2 separate regions of the Homo sapiens genome follow, and region 1 is linked to region 2. The links are chromatin contacts, found by Hi-C in ENCODE. All regions are on one chromosome and are shown on one strand. The core of a region is the stretch at or near the end of the contact, and the rest is flanking DNA. Distances in the headings are between cores, read along the strand shown.

Region 1 (5,417 bases), core at 2,686-5,185, 100 kb after region 2:
AGTAGATATGCAGGAAGTTCAGGGATCATTGGTCTGGAGAATTTGATAAGGTCAAAGAATAGTATTTAACTGAGGCACATGGAGAAGGCAATTTATAATAAGTGTGGAATGATGAAATTTTTTGTTTCAAGAACAATAACAGAAGTAGTTACTATGGCTACTGTTTGTTATATATTACTAGGATAGAATCCAAATAAAGAAAAATATTCTCTCAAATTCTTAATTAAAAATATAATATAAATATTTTAGAATCATAATGTAATTTTCTAAAAAGCTGTCCCTCTTTTCTAAGGAATGCAGTGAAATAAAATTGAGAGTAACATCTCTAAGTCAGGAAACATGACAAAAAACGTTACAAAGAGTAGACTATATAAATTCAGAAGACAGAAAGAATAATAATATATTTTATTTTTTCCAACTACATTAGAGTCTAGTTAGATTTAAGCATTTAATGACATCCAACAAAAAAATCAATATTAAAAATAAGTAAACTGGCTCTTTATTTCTTTTTTTTCATAGTTACCCACAAGAACAGAAAAAAAGTTACCAAAGGCCTGAGGCAGTCCTTTGTGTATAACTCAGGGGCTTCAACTGACATAATATAAACTATGGCCCTTATAGTCACCCTTAGGCCTTCTTTCAATGAGTTCTCAATAAATCCCTCCAGCTAGTCTTAGAGTGCTATTTTGGTGATGTGTTAGTTCTTCAATTTCAGATTGAAAGGAAACCTTCTTTAAGTGTTTATTGAAGTAATGGAATTGTGTTATCCTCTCCTCCCTGAAATAACCAAAGCAAAGATTTTTGTCTCAATCACCATTTAATCAGGATGTCCCACAATGCTGACACTAGAATGTCAGAATCTGTTTGAATATTTTTATCCTAATAGATATATATACAATGAATAACAATTCTTTAACAATTCTTTTTATTGAATCTCTATTATTCATATTTCTTTTAAAAAGTCCATGCTTTTTGTATCCTCAGAGACAATCTATGACTTACAGCATGCATCCAGAATGATGCCAACATTGGGCGTATCAAAGAATATCTAAGGGTTCGGAAATGAAAAGGGAAAGTCTAAATATATGATATTTAATCTTTTCAGTTCAAAATCATAGGCTGGATGAAAAAACAAAGATTAAAATATGAAATAAAGATCCAAATATGAAACATCTTGAATGTAGGTTGCTGCATTATTTTTCCAATGCAGAATTTTGAAAAAAAGAAAAATTATCTTCATTCCAGATAAAATACGAAAATAATTAACCCATTTATGCCTGAGGTTGAAATTTTGTTTTAATTTTTGCAATCAGACCTTGGCGATGACCTTGAGCAGTAGGATATAAATAACTCCCACATGCTTAGCGTTCCAATAATGGGACACTAGGCATAAATGTTAATAGGTTAAAAAAAAAACAGCTAAAAACCTGACACTAATGAAAATTTTAAAACAGATTACAAAACTGGCCAATAGGCTGGACCGTTTCTCTTCTGTATGACTATTTTTTAAAGAAATTAATATTTTCTATTTTACATGTTATTTCACTTTATATATCATCATATTTTGAGATGGTGACCACTATCAGTCTTTATCTCTCATATGTATTTGTGTGTGTTGGTGTAAGTGTGGTGTACACAGAATGTCAGAGAGTAAAAAAGAATAATGAAGAAAAGAGATGGGTATTTATTTCATGAACTGAAACACACCATATATATTTCTAATACATGGGAACTTGCCTTTTCCTATTAACATCACCTTGCAAAGAAACAAAAGCATTTGTAATGCTTACCCACAAACTTTTGTGGAGTGGAGCTTTTACGTTTTCCCATATTCCCCGTGAGCTTCTCTATGACAGCAGGTCTCTCAAAAGGCACCAGAGAAATATTGTTGTCCATAATAGGCTCTTGTTCCTTACAATCTTCCATAGGAGGTACTATACAAAACCATAGAAAAATGCAATCTGATAATTTCTTCAACATTTTGGATGATACAAAGCTGGATATGCCATCTCGATATGTGTTATAAAAGCTAGTATGCTTCAGTAGAAGCAAGTAGAAAGAATACCCTCTAGTGTGAAAGTATACTCTTTAAATTTGCACACACACATATACACCAGAGGATTTGTTTTTATTTGAGTCTCTCTTAAATCCATGACATACATACACTGTTGCCACTATTGGTGGCAAACTTGTTCATGTGGTTTCTCATCTTATTCCCCTGAAAGTGTTTTTAGCATTGACTAAAATCAATACTACTTTTAAGACTGCACTATTTTCAAGGCTTTTAGAGTTTATTTTTAAAAAACAATTTAAGTAAGTCAACTTGTTTGAGAGAAAAGCTTAAACAGACATACAAAATAACAGCACGGTATTTAACTGTTTTTCTTAACCCATGTATTTTCCTGCAGCGTATTTTCTATTTGATGAGCTGTTAGCCTTATTGGCAGTAGCTTAAATACCTGCACCAAGCAGCCCTCATGAAGAAGAGCCAATTCTGAACATGTCTATGCACAGTAAACTGTGGCAGCTTTATGATTGTAATTTATTTTAAAAAGAGCTCTTCAGCAGGAAGAAGAATCCATTTCTAAATTGGCACATTGGCTCACTAAACTACTGCCCTAATTCATTTGACATATACTCTCCAATGCTGTTCCCTATTCATCCCTTTTTTCTAAGTTGCTATGGACTAATCTGTTAGCCCTTAGACACTGACATTCATAGTGCAGACAAAGAACTTAAAACAGTTGTTTTTTGAGTAGAAATACTGCCCAAGGATGTTTAATTAAGGATAGGGTAACAACTCAGACAAGGCGAATCAGTTGATTAAAAACAGTGTTCTCAGGAAAGAACATAACTTATTACTTGTTGTTTATTGTTGCTTTCTCCAGTTGCACTTGTGCCAGTACTGTTTGGAAACCTAAAGCTTTCATTTCTTAGAATAACTTTACTTGTTCAGTATGCCCTGTAAAAATGATTTACTCTGATCCTTTCATTTGTATAAGATAGTCCCACTGTGTACAAAAAAATGTAGTCTCATTTATAAGGGGATCCTCTTGGCAGACACAAAAATAAGTGAGAAAGCAAGAGATGAAAGGTAGGAAAATTCAGTGCACAATTCAGTTGATGTATTTAATAACCAATAGGTTACCAATTTTGAAGAAAATGAAACATAGTGTGAAAAAATGTTTTCATGATTTGGACATGTTTAAAGAAATCAACATTCCATCCAAGTTTTGATTAACCTATAGATGGGTCAAAAAAATTGAATTGTAATCTACATTTAATAAGAAGTCCTCTGGCTATGAATAGCAAGGGATTGTGCAATTATTAGATGTTAATTTGGAAAAAAGTTTCAAGGTGAGACTGAGGAACAAGGAAACAGATCATTGTCTGCACTATATCATTAATGATGTTATCACATTGAAAAAGTATGTCCCAAGATATTATGTATAAAACATTATATTCTCTTTTAGTAACAACTAAAAAAGTGACACAAAAGTAAAAGAGTCAACAAAAAAGCAAAGAATTTCAAAAACATTCAAGGATGACCAATTCACGTAAGGGGAGTCAGAAGAATGGCACAGTGGTGGTGGTGTGGTGGAGAACCAGGTAATGAGATACAAATTGTGGTCAAAATCTTAACTTTTTGTTTGGATGATGGATTTACAAGCACTTACTACATTATTAGAAATAACAATAAAACTAAAAAGCAGTCCAAGTATGGACCAAAGATGAAAATATGTCAGACCAAGATCCAAAATGAAAGAATTTGGCAAGAAAAAAAAAATGTTGTTGTAAATTTTGCTAAAAAACTAGCAAAACTGGTTAACGGGTTTGCCCCCAAAATTAAATATGCTAATTTGTTCTGAAATGAGTAGTCCAAAACCTGGCAGTTTTGCTCTAAGTTTCACCCTGAATTTTCATATTTGAACGCATTTAACACTCAAAACGAAACCTGGGTGTGGGAACTGTCCCACACCACATCCACCTCAATTCAGATGATTTGTCCCGAGTTCAATGAAGCTCATGTGAACTGAAAATGATGATTTTGGCAGAGTTCTGATCTAATTTCTACTTTACAATAGCCCTTTTCATGTCAAAAATTGATCTTGTTTCTACCACATCGGCAATAATAATAACTGACGTATACTATGTGCTGTGTGCTGTTTTAAGGCTTTGCATTTAATAATTAATTTAATTCATCCAGAAACTCCATGAAATAGGTGTAATACCATCTTCACTGTACAGATGAGAACAGAAAGACCCAGAGATGTTAAGTAATTTCCTCAGGGTTTACATCTAGTTAGTAGAGAATGTTATTACTACTAGGAGTCTGGCTCCAGAGCCTGGCTCAACCATTACGCTATACTACTCTTTGTAGAGGTATTTTGAGCATTGACTTTTTGTAAACCAGTCAGACATATTTGTAAGGTCTGCCATTGGGTAAAGACCTGATACATTTTTCCTTAATTATGTAACCAATCTGATTTTGTTTTGCTTCATGGATCTGGGTGCAACTCATCAAAATATTTCTGTGTATACATTGCTAGAAACATAAAACAAATTCTCTAGATATCTCAATAATGCATTAATCACATAGACATTAATCTGGGCTAAAGATATACCAATAAGGTAACTTCCCCTGTTTGAACAAACTTTATAACCAAACATCCTCTTTGACCTTATATTTGAGGTTATAACCAAGATAAAAACATAATTCCATTAGATCACTGTTTCATCACGTTGATAACCATAACGGCAAAACCATAAGTGTATTCCCAATGTATTCTTTTGAAAAACCAAACAGTTCACCCAAATTCAAATTCCAAGTCTGAGGGACCTAGGTTAGATCACATGTCTAGCTCCTGAGCAGGAGAGGGCAGAGTACCTGGACTGAGGGTCCCACCACAGCTACATGCAACAGGAAAGTTCTCTAAAGGTAAATGGGCACTCTTGTTATCAAGAGAAGGAGGAAGGGATGTCAGGCAGGCAAAAACAACAGATGTCTTCTATATTGTTGCAAATTTTCTCCGTGTTACCCGATCTAAAAAAAAAACTTTACAGTTATCTTAGTTATTTTCTTGACAGCATTTGGCAGTGCTGACACTTGCTTTGGCTTCTGTGAAATCACTCTTTCCATGTTCCTACTCTGCTCTTACTCATCTTCATGAAATTTTTTTCCTGCTAGTGTGTTCTTGGCCTTCTTGATGTCTCACTCTGTACTTATCCGTATTGCCTTATTAAAAACTACTACGTTGGGCCACTACATAAATTATGATGGATCCTGCATCTTTGTTTCCTACTCAGACCCCTCTCAAGAGCTTGAGATCTATATATTTAACATCTTCCTAGACAGTTTTATTTGCCTATTTCATGGAGACATAAAAGAATATAGTAAAAGAAGTAAAATCTCCATT
Region 2 (5,092 bases), core at 1,195-3,694:
GTTCTTTCACGAACATGCATAGAGCAGGGACAAATTTAATCACGTCCCAGCTGAGGTAGAACAAAACCATGCTCTGCCTTCCTGGTTCAGCTCTCATATTGTAAACAAGTGGCCTTTTTTCAGTCTATTTATTGTCACCTGTTTCTGCATTTTTGTGCTTTTTGTTGTGTTTCACAGTTTAAAATGAACCCCAAGCACGGTGCTGAAGTGCTGTCTAGAGTTCCTAAGGCTGTGATGTGCCTTAGGGAGAAAATATATGTATTAGATAAGCTTCAATCACCCATAAATTACAGTGCTGTCAGCTCTAAGTTCAATGTTAATGAATCAACAATAATACTAAATGTGTCTTTAAATGGAAACACACATAAAAGAAGGTTATGTATTCATCAGTTAATGAAATTGTGACAAGGCACAGAAGAACCTGACCCTGTATTTCCCTTAGGGGGAATGGTTTAGTATTTGCAGCAATTTTATAGGATGTAACAATTGCAAATTATGAGAATTGATTGTATATTTCATATTTGATATTTTCATCATCTTCAGAAAGGATCAGATGGAAAGTTTAGAAGACATTAATATGTAGGGTTTCTTTAAAAATGAAATACTATATTATTACCATATATATTATGCTCACCATATCCTTTTCTTATGATGATTTTTAATTCCTTTTTTAAAAAATCTTTCTCCTAGTTAGAGAGACTTTTTAGTTAGTATTAATAATTATTTCTTACTATTGATAGGGTGCCACTAACAATATTTCTTAACATAAATCTCAAAGGAAAGGGGCTTTCTCAGAAGTCCTGGGAAGTTAGTTGGTGGCTGCGCCCACCTGCCCACATATGACTACTCTGCAGTGCTCCAAGAGGGGCTCATGACTTATCGGATGACAGCACAACTTCATGCCACAGAAAGAAGAGGATGCCCTTTAAAGGTAAATGCATCCAAATTCCAGCTTTACCAATTCAGGCTCATATAACCGAGAATGAGTTGTTTACCTTTCTGAGCTTTTCTGTCTCTCTTAATCTGTAAAATGAAGATACTGAAACCAACTTACCAAGGCAACCTTTTTCTTTACTAAAACCAAATCTAGAAACTCAAAATGTAGTCATGAAAGAAAAAGCTTTGTGGTAAGATAGGTGCGAAATCCAGCTGCTTTGGCATTTCCCCCAATTTTATCTTTCTGTGGGGCTGTCACACTTTTACTACCAGTGCTAGCATTGTGAGGGGTCCTCCAGTCTGGCTGTTCTCCTTAACTGATTTAAAGACCGTTACTCCCCCTTGTTTCTCTTTAGCACAACCAAGGCAGGCAGAAATCTCCCAGAGGCCTTCACTAACTATTAAGGGAGACAAAGTGTCAGGACATTGTGGAGGAAGCCCCTCTGGGGTGGTTCATTTGATGGCATCTCCCATGTGGAACAAGGCTAGAAACTAGAATGTAAAAAGTCCAGGGAAATAGAATAGGCATGCAAGGCCTGCACTATACTCTTCAAAACGGCATTTGGAGTAAGAAAGGCAGATTTTATCAGGGCAGAGTTCTACTCAGGAGTAGTTGAATCAGAAATCTGCAGTGTGTAAACCAGACTTCTGTTATTCTTTCTGTCTTTCCTATATTTGCATCCTTGCTGTTTTTATCATTTAATAAAGTCGTTTTAAAAGCAGCAACCTATAAAAAGCACAGTTCAGTTGTACTAAGGAACTCAATTTGGGATTTCTGACTACGTTTTAGCCCTAGTTTTAAAAGGTGTATAGCTAGAGATGGGATGTAAATATAGTATCAAGGGTAGAAAAACTAATGAGCAACACCCAGGATATTTGGAGAAATAGAGTTTGGTTATTTGGTCAGGCTTAATCCCCCATAGGAAGAATACCAAAGTGGTTGGCACAAGGGCTGACTATGACAATATATTAACTATGTCGTAACAAAATACCTCCAGAAGGGGCTGTTTTATATTTTGACAACTACAAACACACATGCTAAAATTAGATAATATTTTTTAAACTTTTTTATAAGAAACTTACCAAAGTTTTACTAGTAAAGGAAGAGTGATGTGCTCATTTTTAAAAATTGTATTCAGTAATTCCACTTATTCAACCCAAAGCATATCATGTAATATAATCACATAATTTTCTTATGAAATCTATAGTAGGAATAATTGCCCCTGTTTTACTGAAGGCAAAGAGATGTCATGTGTATATTTTTAAATCATGGGTAGATTTAAAACTAAGACTGGAAAGTTTTGGCTCCTATACACACTCAGTGCTAATAAAACTGGTTGGACGAATTAATGTTATTGACTGAATTTTACTGCTCCCTAAAACATGTCACATTTCATGATTTTTAGGTCTTAGAAAATCTTCTCAGAGCTCACTGCAAGACAATAAAGAAAAACACTTCTGTAAATAGTGTTAAATGACACGTGGGGCCAGCAAAATCAGGGAAAAGGGAATCATGGCCTCCAGTTTATTTCCTGATTCAAGAAATGACTCACTGTGTAACTTTGTAAATGTTGCTTAACCTTTTAGCATTCCAGTTTCTGCAGCTGAAAAACAGGGATAATATTTGTCTACCATACAATGGTAAATGCTCTGGAAATAAAAAAAAATTAATCTTGTATCAAGGGACAGTAAAGCTGGTTTTTCATGTACTTGAGATATCACTGACACATTCACAAAGCAGTTTCTGCCAAAGTTGTATGGTTAATGCTTCCAGATCACCTCCCTAAACACCACATTGTGCACTGAACTCTTTTTATCCCGCCTTGAATCAGAATTGTGATCGCCGTGGGGTGTGTTCTACATGACTGATAGGCTGCATTATGCAGGATGTATCACCCGCCCGTGCCAGAGTGCTTTCTGCCTGGTTGTCAGGGAAGACAAGAGTCAACAGAAGGAAAAAGATCCATACAGTGGGAATACACTTTCTCCCTGAATTTTGATCCTGGAATATATGACTAAAAAGACGAAAGAGCTCCTTTCATTTGCGGTCTTCCTGCCACAAGATACAACTGTTCTGTTTCCCTCATATTCTGGATACCATAATTAAGGGAAAACATCTCCGTTTCCTTTCTTATGCTTTGCTTATTATCTTCTTCCCATCCTTATACATTTTTTTTAAGGATAGTTATGTAAGATGATTGACTCAGGCTCTTTCAATATCTGTTGCTTGACATATGAATATCTTTCCCCATTATTCTCATCAGTGGCAATAATTACAGCTATTAAACTAAAGTCTCTGTGTCACTTCAAATGGCTTTCTTCTAATGTCATCTATTGCTGATATGGAGCTGTGCTTTCATGTGACAAATTCCAATATACCTTAACCAGGTAGGAACAGAATGTTATTACAGCAAAGATTTAACAAGCAGGCAGTATCAAACTACATGACTCTGTTTTTGCTAAAGTTCTCCTTCTACCAGAATCGTTATAAGATCCACACCCAAAAAAAGGGCAATGGAGCTGACACGCAGGACTGGAGAAAAACAGGACTCCAAATTGAGAAGGGGTGAGGAGGAACAGGGCTAGTTGGAAAACAACTGAGATTTTGCATTGAGAAAACAAAGCATGTTTTTCTAAATGTAAACACTTTGAGAGGAAAAAATAATGTGACTTTTCTCAAACACCATGTGTCCATTTAAACACAAAAGGACACTTTCTAACTTTGTATGGAGCTGCGATTTATTGCCACTGCTTTCAGCGCTCAGTGACTGCCCTCCTCTGTTAAGTGATAGTTGGATCTTTTTCTTTGGTTTTACTGCCCATCACTGCACATCAGAAGAGACATTAACGTTCACATTCGAGTGTCAAGTCTGGATGTCTCAGCATAAACCGTAAATCAGTATACAACTAGAAGTAAATAAAATGGGAAGGCTAGTGTGGATTGGGTATGATATCAAAATGTTTATTTACTGATACATTGTATAATCTACTCAGAACACTTAGACAAAGCTTCAAGTACAATTTTGTTCCATGTCAGCATTTTCTAGCCTGCTTTCCTTAAAACATGAGATATTATTTGCCATTGCCAAAATAGTTTCACGTTTGAGAGTTGCTGCTTACTATATACATCTCTCTCTCAGAAACTCATAATATACATTTGCCAAATTTTGCAGAAAGCAGTAATTTCTTTACTCAGTCTTCCCCAGAATTACTTAACCAAAGAAACACTCTTTATAGATTTATTTTTTGGGAGAATATCTAACAGAAGTTCTCAGACCCTAAGACACAGTTTGGAAAATACTATACTGTACTTGTATTTTCCAGCCCCTTTAATGGGGACTTGAAGTTCTGACTCTACTCTTTTATCAATGATTCCTTCGACATATTCTAAAATGTATATTTATATTTTAAACACAACTAACTTCCCTATTAGCAGAGACCTATTTTAGGTGTGACCTGGGAAAGGATTAACTGCAATTCCTTTTTCTTCTGAATCTTCCTTTAGAGAATTTGTGGGCAAGCAGCTTCCTCATTTTGGTGGTGAGCAAGCATAAGGTATTTGTTTAATTGAATCAGAGTAGACTAATGTCAGAAACTTCTGTTTCCTACAATATATTCAAAAGGGCAAAAATAAAGAGTTGGTTTGATTATTTTTTCTTTTCTTTTATGTATTCTGTTTCAAGAGCACCTGCCAACGATAAAAAGATGGACGGACAGTGAGGTGTTTTATCTGTTTATCACATGTTTATCTGCCAGTCCAAGTCCTTTGAATGCTGAACTGTTCCAACTGCACAGGTGTCTAAAGATGTGAATTAGAAATGAGTTTAGGCAGCAGATGCTGGAATGTCGTTGAACAGTTCGCTTGAAGAAAACAAAAATAAAAGTATACAAAGTTCATAATACTTTCCTTGGTGAATATTAGGATTTTTGTTTTCATTTTCTCTATGCCTTCCCCCCAATTCCACTCTCTCCCTGTTTCCATGTAATCTGAGTTTCTCTTTTTAGCTTTTCTGGTAAGTATGATTTTGCCTCCACTTTCTCAGATATCATCATAGTATCATAAAGTCTTGAAAGGCTTACTTTCATAGACATTTTTCTCCCCACAACTCAAATCTTTCCTTCCAAGGATGCATACACTTGAGTACCTGAGTGAGTC

What was found. Hi-C counts contacts between places; a loop is a spot of excess contacts on that map. Pooled maps may share reads with other maps.
Region 1: a pooled map shows a loop between it and region 2 (11-fold over the local background). The contact joins two enhancer-like sites. A Hi-C loop is called at or near these places in 2 of 168 maps with a recorded cell type or tissue (PC-3 and PC-9), 3 of 37 single-sample maps with no recorded cell type and 11 of 50 pooled maps.

Annotation. Positions count from the first base shown.
Region 1 is chr2:213,012,001-213,017,417 of GRCh38, forward strand. IKZF2 (IKAROS family zinc finger 2) reads right to left here. Exons shown (of 9, transcript NM_001387220.1): 8 at 1,791-1,934. Among named protein-coding and RNA genes, the nearest start is that of MIR4776-2, 88 kb to the left of the region's middle. Within about 2 kb of position 3,936, at least 2 of the 41 ENCODE cell types and tissues checked have a DNase peak (open chromatin) inside an H3K27ac peak, as active enhancers do.
Region 2 is chr2:212,910,132-212,915,223 of GRCh38, forward strand. No RefSeq gene overlaps it. Among named protein-coding and RNA genes, the nearest start is that of MIR4776-1, 14 kb to the right of the region's middle. Within about 2 kb of position 2,445, at least 7 of the 41 ENCODE cell types and tissues checked have a DNase peak (open chromatin) inside an H3K27ac peak, as active enhancers do.